Regions from separate parts of the Homo sapiens genome. Here region 1 is linked to region 2. Evidence: chromatin loops called from intact Hi-C (ENCODE). Cell type or tissue: IMR-90. All regions are shown on one strand.

Region 1 (5,000 bases), 350 kb before region 2:
TGGTCTCGATGTTCAACTGCTTGTGTGTGTGCCTGATAAAGTCTCAGGTTTACATGGGCACTGGATGGGGGGTGTCGCAGGCCAGAGTGGTCTTGGAAAACGCAACATTCGGGTGTGAAAAGAGAAGTGTCTGTTCTCACTTAGGTCTGTGGGCACAGGCCCAAGGGTGGAGCCCTCTCCAGGGATTCGGCCCTTCTGTACCTAGCACTTCCCTGGCCTGCTCTCATATCAAAATGAGTGCCTGAGTTTAGAAAGAAAGCATGGTAGCACAATATAGCAACCCCTCGATTGCTCAACCAATTTTTCAAAGGCTTGTTAAATACTTCTAAATATAAATTATCTTATAAGTAGTCGATCTATAATCTGACTTTAAGTAGTTGATCTATAATCTGACTTTAATATATTAAAGTGAGGTTGTCTGAACTGTTGTGAGGGTTAAATAAAATAATACACATAAAGTTCCTGACATATGTGAAGTACTAATTAAGTTGCAAATATAATTATTTTGTTCACAAATGCAATTTTCTAGGCATGATTTCAACAAAACAAACCCAAACAGGTTTATACTATACTCTTCAGGTTATCTAACCACGTTTTTTGGTTGCTTAGCAATGAAGGACAAAAAAACAAAGCTACCAGTGTGACTAAATACGTAATTCATATGATTGGAATTTCAGACCTTAGAAGTTTTTCAATAGTAGACATTGTCCTAATTGTGAAAATGGTAATAAACATTCCAAATTTGACTTTGCACTCATATTGAAATATGTTCCTAGGTATAAAGGCTACACTATGCTTTCGCAGTATTAAGTTATTTGGAAGGTATTTTCATAAAATAAAATTTTTGCTTATTATTGGATAAATTTAGGCTTTAATTTTCCATTTTAAAACAATAAAATGTATCAGGATCATGTGTTGTTTTTATTTTAATTATCTTGAGTTAATGGGTAAAAAACAGAGGCAACCTTCATGTGTTAATAAATATTTGACAAATGTGAAAACAATGTTTTCAGAGTACTTCAAGGAGACATGAGTAGAACTGAGCAAAGGGGAATTGAGTGATGAGAGGGCACACAGTAGCATAAGCAAGCTCTACTCAGAAAGACTGACATTATGGTAATCAATCCATATATTCATTGAGAACAGATATACCACACTGATTCTAGCTCTGCAGGTACGAACTTGAAGCATTCAGTAGCAGCAAGTGTAGTAATGAGAATATGAAGAATATTTTGTTATAGATTGTTAAATTATTTTGACATTATAATATGGAGTACAGCATTGAATTGACTGGCTCATTGAAATGATGCTAGAGTCATTTTAAAATTGTGTAGTGTTTAAAAGAAAAAAATATCAACGGTGTTAGTGACTCAGATGATGGTCCATAATAATCAAATTTAAGGATTCAAGTTAACCACAAGTAAAATAGAAACTATCCAAGCATATTTTTATAACATTAAACTAAATTTTAGCAATTAATTAAAACATCATTTGTCATGCCAAATTAATTTGAATGTTGTTAATTTTGGAGTTTCCATTGGTATCAATTTACCAAAGTACTTTGTTAAAGACTTTTAGTAAAAATAACTTTAAATTTAACCAGAATATAGAATATTATTATTTATGGCTGGGCATGGTGGCTCACGCCTATAATCCCAGCACTTTGGGAGGCTGAGGCAGGCAGATCACGAGGTCAGGAGTTCGAGACCAGCCTGGCCAACATGGTGAAACTCCGTCTCTAATAAAAATACAAAAAATTAGCCGGGCATGGTGGCTACTAATCTCAGCTGCTCGGGAGGCTGAGGCAGGAGAATTGCTTGAACCCAGGAGGCGGAAGTTGCAGTGAGCAGAGATCGTGCCACTGCACTACAGCCTGGGCCACCGTGTGAGACTCTGTCTCAAAAAAAAAATTATTATTTATTATATCTTAAGGAACTCTCATTAGAACCCCCCAAGTTTGTTAGAAATTTTTGAAAACTTTTTATTAAAGTATGACATGTTAAATTTGCTTCAAATTTAAAGCAATATGTGAGCTATAACCATAATAGATATAAAAAATTAATATATATTTTAGCATTATTACAATAAAAATAATTTAAGTCAAAGCTAGGAGTTCTCATGGATGTTTTCTTTGAAAAATAGTCTATTATCTTACTCAATATAAGAAAATTTTTGGAAACTTAAATGTGTTATATTGCTAATATTAAAGCACATGTCAAACTTAATGCTTGTTTTCCTTAAAAAAAAATGTACAAAACTGCTCACAACCTCAAGATTTAGCTTAAAAACCAGAAACTCTGTGAAGCTTTTCCTGACATCTACACCACCACAGTTAAAAATAATGAGTTCATCACTTCCTGTGATTCCTACTCAAATTTTACATCTCACCCTCGGAATCTATCAGCATACACTGTTATGCTTTGATAACAAAGGACCACCAAATCCTAGCAGCTTAAAACGACAATGGTTTCTTTCTTTTCACATGAACGTCTGTCAACTGGTAGGTTTGCTATGTACCATCCATTTATTCCGCCCTCAGGCTAATGCAGCAGCGCCTTTCTAGAACATGCTTGTCACCCTGGCAGAGAGCAAGAGATCTCTGGATGGTCACCCACCATCAACTAAATGCTCCAGCTCAAAAATGACAGGTTAATTTCCGCTGTCAGTGGCCCCATCTAACCACAAGGTGGCAGACATGGACATGCTACCCTGTGCCCAGAAGGGGTTGAATTTGGCACAAACTCCCACACTGCAGGTAAACTCCTCTGGGAGGTAGGCCTTAAAGGAATCACCAGAATCTTGTCAAGGGGATTATCACATTGATTAATTTCTTAGTAAGAACACTTAACATGAGATATACTCTCTTAGCAAATATTTAAGTGTACATTATTGTTGACTATAGGTACAATGTTTCACAGTAAACGTCTTGAGCTTATTCATCTTGCATAACTAAAATTTTATGCCTGTCCTTTGTTCATTGCAGCACCATTATTCGCAATAATCAAGATGTGAAAACAACCTACATGTCCATCAACAGATGAATGAATAAAGAAAATGTGGTATATAAACGCAGTGAAATAATCTTCAGCCTTTAAAAACAAGGAAATTCTATAATACACAGCAGCATGAATGAACTTTGAGGACATTACGCTGTGTAAAGTAAGCCAGTCATAGAGACAAATACTGCATGATTCCTCTTATATTAAGTATCTAAAATAGTCAAACTCATAGAAGCAGGGAGTAGAATGGTTGTTGCTAGAGGCAAGGGGGGTGAGAAATAGGAGATCTTTTTTTTTATCAGAGACGAAATAAAAAAACAAAAACCTTCTTTTTAATTTCTCGTGTTAAATAGCCTGTATTTGCCTTAAATAGATGAAATAGCCTCTGCATACAGCCAATATGTAAAGTGAAAGAAGACAGACACAAGGATGACATTCTGCATGATAACATTTATGAAGTTCAGCAAGATGTAAACCTCATGGATGGTCATAGAACACAGAGAGGTGGGCAGCTCGGGCGCAGGGCTGACTGGGAAGAACACCTCGTGAGGAGCTAAGAAAGTCCTGTCTCTTGATCTTAGTGGTAGTTACATGGGTATATACATACATAAAAATTGATCAACCCCTTTAAGATTGGACCTTTAAACATGTTCTTCCTTAAAATAAAGGCATTTACAGCTACTTGAGAGGCTGACGCAGGAGAATAACTTGAATCTGGGAGGAGGAGGTTGCAGTGAGCTGAATTAGCGCCACTGCACTCCAGCCTGGGTGACAGCAAGACTCCGTCTCAAAAAAAAAAAGGGGGTTTCAAAATTTTCTCATGTGTAGAACTTGGACTGAGAAGAAATAAGAGATCCATGTGAATCCATCTCTTGTCTAACATATTGTTAAGGAAAAAAAAAAACACTGAATTGGTAGCTCAAAGAAGAAAACTCTTCAACAAGAATTAATATAAGAAAGTAAAAATTGGTGTACTTGGGATGTTTCCATAAATTCTATAAGCAATCTTTTTCTTAAGTGATTTCAAATCACTCTCATCTTCAATAGAAAGCTATATCCAGCCAATACATTTAATCAACTTTAAAGATACTCTAATGTAGTTGAAAAGAGATGCTTCCTGGAATAGGCTAATAGAAAAAGCCAGCTTGTCAGGAACCCTTGTCAATAGACATAAAGTTTTAAACAAAATTATTGATTCATATGCAGGACTAAAATGCACATGTTAAGGGGACATAAAGTTCTGTTATTTTATTAATAAGTGGGAAATATTCTTAATAATTCTTCCTTATTATGAAATCTTTATTCCATATACCACTGTTTATTGAGGTCCTTGAAAATCCAACCTTTCATCCTGCGTGGTCTTTGTAATTACTTAAGAAAATAAGAACCATATTTGGAGATTAAGTCCTTCTGGAGAAGAAGTAGCATATATTATATAATAATTTTAATAAAGAAATGTGCGTTACTTTAGAAATTAAATGTATTGCGCATATAAAAAATAGCCCAGTCATTTTTATGTGCCAAATAAAACTAGCTGGTTTCTTCAGATTATTTAGTAGTTTACAAACAATGATCCATCTTAATGGTTCTCAAATGTGTTCAAATGGCAGCGACATCATGAGACTCTTCAAAATATTATAATCTTTGTACAGCACTTTGAAATTTTTATATTTAATTCCTTAACACAAACCAGGAACTACTTTCTTAGCAAAAGAAACAAAAACAAACACTAAAATTATATTATATATGTAATAGATAGTCATAATCATTAGTACACACACCCTTTGAAAAGAAAAATGAATTATCAAATTAATATGTTGAATCATTTTCAAGTTTTTCTGTATTTACTCATTTGCTACTTTTAAGTTTTAACTCTGTTATTATATTATTTATGAAACAATGAGAAAATTCGTATCATTCAATTTTAGCCTCAGAACATTTTGTTTCAAATTACAGAATACCAGACTGCTCTTGCTTGGTTTCGTGGTCAATGATAAGAAA
Region 2 (5,000 bases):
ATTTCAGTGAAAGTAGTGCTTAAGAGATAGTTATAGCATTTAATTCATATATTACAAAAGAAGAAAGATCTAAAATCAATAATCTAAGCTTCCACTTTAGAAAACAAGAAAAAGAAGGGCAAATTAAATTCAAATGAAGCAAAAGAAATGATAAGAATTAGAACATAGATTAATACTTGAAAACAGAAAATCAGTAGAAGAAATTAACAAAATCAGAGGCTGGTTTTTTGAAAAGATTAACTATAATTGATAAGCCTCTAGCAAGGCTAACTAAGAAGGAATACCACTACAGATACCATGAACATTAAAAGAATAATAAAGGAATGCTATGAACACCTCTATGTTCACACATTTGATAACCTAGATGGACCAATTCCTTTAAAGACACAACTTGCCAAAGCTCACACAAGAAGAAATAATCTGAATTGTCCTATGTTTATTAAAGACACTAATAAATAAGTAATAACTTTCCAAAAGAGAAAGAAGCAAGCTCAGATGGATTCTCTGGTGAATTCTACTAAACATATAAGGAAGAAATTATACCAATTTTTTTACAGTCTTTTTCAAAATATAAAAGCAGAGGGAATACTTTCTAACTCATTCTGTAAGGCTAGGACTACCATAACATCAAAACCAAATAAAGACATTCCAAGAAAGAGAAACTATGCAATATCTTTCATGAACATAAATGCAAAAAATATCAACAAAACATTAGCAAATAAAATCCAACAATGTATAATAGAAATTATACACCATGACCAAGTGGGATTTATTCCAGGTATGCAAGGCTTGTTCAACTTTCAAAAGTCAATTAATTGATGTGATGTAATCCATCACATCAACATGCTAACAAAGAAAAACCACATGATCACATCAATAGATTCAGATAAAAACACTGGATAAAATGCAATATCCATTCATAATAAAAAATAAAACTCCAGTAAACTAGAAATGGAGGGAAACTTACTCAACCTGATAAAGATTACCTATAAAAAAAACCCTACAGCTAACATCATACTTAATGGTGAGAAATGTGAAGTCTTCCCACTAATATCAGGAATAAAGCAAACATGTCTCCTCTCACTGCTGCTTTTAAACATTGTACTGGAATTCCTAACTAATGCAATAAGATAAGAAAAAGAAATAAAATTATCCAGATTGGGAAGGAAGAAATAAAACTGTCTTTGTTTGCATAATTGTCTAGGTAGACAATAGACAATCAAAGAATTCACACACACACACACACACACACACACACGCACACACACACACATACATACTCTTCCTGGGACTAATAAACGATTACAGCAAGATCACAGAATACAAAAGTCAATCACTTTCTTATACACCAGTAATTAACAAGTGGATCACTTCAGCCAGGTGTGGCTCTGCATTTCTCTGGGCTGGACTTCCCGGAGACAATCCACAGGCTCTCTGCCAAAGCTTTGTAGCAGTACCCTCCCTTGCTGCCATTAGTCTGGGGAAGGAACAAAGAGCCTGAGTGCTTTACTCACACCTCCAGCATACCACAGCTGTCCTACAGGGAGGAGGCTAGACTGTCTTCCACATGAGCCTCCACTCCCCATGCTCTTTACCAGTCAGAGCCCTCAGCTTGGGCCCACAGAGTAGCTGTCCCACTCCCAGCTAAACTGATAGCCCCTCTGCCACTGCCACTGAAGCAGTACCCATACCTTGCTGGGACAGGTACGGCTGCAGCAACAGTGGCAGAGAGGCTGTCAGTTGCCTCTGGGAACTGATACAGGGCACTGACTGCACGAGATTGGGAAAGAAACTAAGAGCCTGGGTGCTTTACCGGCACCTCCATCATGCCACAGACAGTCTATGGAGAAGAAGCCAGTCAATCTTCCCTGTAAGCCCTAACCCCATTGTTCTTCACCAGCAGGATAAGAGCCTATACTGAACATTACACTTGAGTGCCATCTGCAGTATTGCAGCCCAAACTACAACACCAAAAATACTTTGCTATAATAATATAACCCTCTATAAAATCAAGGGCAAGAATTCAGCCACAAATAAAGACACTGCACAAAGTCTTGGCCTTCTAAAAACATTCAGAAAGGAAGCCGACTAACAATACTCAAATTACACAACAGTTAAAGGAATATCAGCCCACACAGATGAGAAAAAAAAGTGCAAGAACTCTAGCAGCTCTAAAAGCCAGAGTGTCTTATTACCTCCAAACAGCTGCACTAGCTCCCCAGCAATGGTTCTTAAACAGAATGAAATGAATGAAGTAACAGACATATAAATCAGAATCTGTTTACCAATGAAAGTCAAATAGAGTCTATGAAAAAGTAGAAATCTGATACAAGGAATCTTAGGAATTCAGCAAAACAATTCAAGGGATGTAACATGAAATGATTATTTTAAGAAAGAACCAAATTGATCTTGAGCTAAATAACTTACTACAATAATTTCATAACACCATCAGAAGTATTAACTGCAGAATAGGACAAGATGAGGAAAGAATCTCAGAGCTCGAACCGGCTTTTTGAATGAACTCAGTCAGACAACAATAATGAAAAAAGAATTTTTAAAAATGAAGAAAACTTCAAAGAAATATGAGATTATGTAAAGAGACCAAGCCTATGACTCATTAGGGTCCCTGAGAAAGCAGGAGAGAGAGCAAGAAACATAGAAAACATATTTGAGGATATTGTCCATGACAATTCCCCCAACCTCACCAGAGAGGTCAACATTCAAATACAGGAAATTCAGAGAACCCCTGTGAAATATTATACAAAAGGACCATGGTGAAGACAGAGAGTCATCAGATTCTCCAAGGTCAGCATGAAAGAAAAAATATTAAAGGTAGCTAGCAAGAAGGAGTGGGTCACCTACAAATGAAACTCCATCAGGCTAATAGGGGACCGTTCAGCATTAACCCTACAAGCCAGAAGAGATTGGGAGCCTATATTCAGCATCCTTAGAGAAAAAAAAAAGGATAATAAAAATTCTCCAACCAAGAATTTTATATCTAGCCAAACTAAGCATCATATGTGAAGGAGAAATAAAATCTTTTTCAGACAAGCAAATGCTAAAAGAATTCATTACCAGCAGACTTGCCTAACAAGAGGTTCCAAAGGGAGTGCTAACAATGGAAATGGAAAACCATTACCAGCCACTACAAAAACACACTTAAGTACATAGACTATTGATGCCATAAAGCAACTTTACAATTAAGTCTGCATAAGAACCAGCCAATACCACCATGACAGGATCAAATTCACACATTGATATTAACCTTGAATGTAACTGGGCTAAATGCTCCCACTTGAAAGAGTGGCAAGTTGGATAAAGAAACCAGACCCAACTGTATGCTGTCTTCAAGAGATCCATCTCATATGCAATTACATCCATAGACTCTAAGTGATGGAGAAAGATCTATCAAACCAACAGAAAACAAAAGTGAGCAAAGGTTGCTAATCTTATTTCAGACAAAACAGACTTTAAACCAAAAACAATAAAAAATGACAAGGGCATTACATAATGATAAAGGGTTCAATCAACAAGAAGACCTAATTATCCTAAATATATAAAAACATATATATGCATCTGGAACACTCAGATTCATAAAACGAGTTCTTAGTGACTTATGAAAAGATTTAAATAACCACATAACAACAGTTGGAGGCTTCAACATCCCACTGACAGTATTAGACAGATCATTGAGGCAGAAAACTAACAAAGATATTCAGGACCTGAACTCCACATTTAACCAAATGGACTTAACAGACAGCCACAGAACACTCCACCCAATAACAGCAGTATATATATTCTTCTCATCTGCACATGGTACATACTCTAAAATGGACCACATACTGGGTCATAAAACAATTCTCAAGTTTTAAGAAATGGAAATCATTCTAACTAATACCAAGAAGATCCCTCAAAACCATATGATTACATGGAAATTAAACAATCTTGTTCCTGAACGACTTTTGGGTGAACAATGAAATTAAGGCAGAAATCAAGAGGAAAGGTTATAGCACTAAACACCCACAAGAAAAAGTTAGAAAGTTCTCAAATTGACAACCTAACATCATGCCTAGATAAACTTAAAAAACAAGAGCAAACTAACCCCAAAGCTAACTGAAGAAAGGAAATAACCAAAATCAGAGCTGTACTGAACAAAATGGAGATGAAGAACGTCATAAAAAAGATCAAGGAAACCAAAAGTAGGTTCTTTGAAAGAATAAACAAGATTATTCTTGAGAGCCTGAACAAGAAAAGGATGCCCACTCTCACCATTCCTATTCAACACAGTAGTGGAAGTACTAGCCAGAGCAATTTGGCAAGGGAAAGAAATAAATGGCATCCAAATAGGAGGAGAGAAAGTTAAACTATGTCTCTTCACTTATGATATGATTTTATACCCAGAAAACCCCATGGTCACTGCCCAAAGGCTCCTGAATCCTACAAACAACTTCAGCAAAGTTTCAACATACAATATCAATGGGCAAAAGTCAGTAGTGTTTCTACACACCAATACCACCCAAGCCAAGAACCAAATCAAGAATGCAATCCCATTTGCAATAGCCACATAAGGAATAAAATACCAAGGAATATAGCTAACCAGGATGTAAAGGATATCTATAACAAGAATTACAACATATATACCAAGGAATATTACAAGAATTACAACAAGGAAATTAACAAGAATTACAACATATATACCAAGGAATATAGCTAACCGGGAAGTAAAGGATATCTACAACAAGAATTACAACAAGAAGTAAAGGATATGTACAACAAGAATGGTCAAAGAAATCAGAGGACACAAACAAATGGGAAATTTTCCCTGCTTATGAATAGGAAGAATCAAAATTCTTAAAATGGCCATTCTCTCCAAAGCAGTTTACAGATTCAATGGTATTCCTATGAAACTACTGATGACATTTTTTCACAGAAACAAGCAATGGGGAAAGGATTCCCTATTTAATAAGTGGGGAAAACTGGCAAGCCATATGCAGAAAGCT

Evidence for each region. A loop is a pair of places that touch in the nucleus more often than their neighbours do. Peaks named below come from ENCODE experiments on the same cell type or tissue, not always from the same donor. Only the 100,000 strongest peaks of a DNase experiment are listed, where the experiment ranks them.
Region 1: it touches region 2 in a loop (2.8-fold over the local background); 8 of 110 quality-filtered maps call a loop at or near these places.

What each region holds. Positions count from the first base shown.
Region 1 is chr5:42,055,118-42,060,117 of GRCh38, reverse strand. No RefSeq gene overlaps it. Among named protein-coding and RNA genes, the nearest start is that of LINC02996, 120 kb to the left of the region's middle. In IMR-90, a CTCF peak has its summit at 2,672 (motif pointing right); no DNase peak of the experiment used is centred here.
Region 2 is chr5:41,705,231-41,710,230 of GRCh38, reverse strand. No RefSeq gene overlaps it. Among named protein-coding and RNA genes, the nearest start is that of OXCT1-AS1, 160 kb to the left of the region's middle. In IMR-90, a CTCF peak has its summit at 1,941; a DNase peak (open chromatin) is centred at 2,050; H3K27ac peaks cover 374 bases.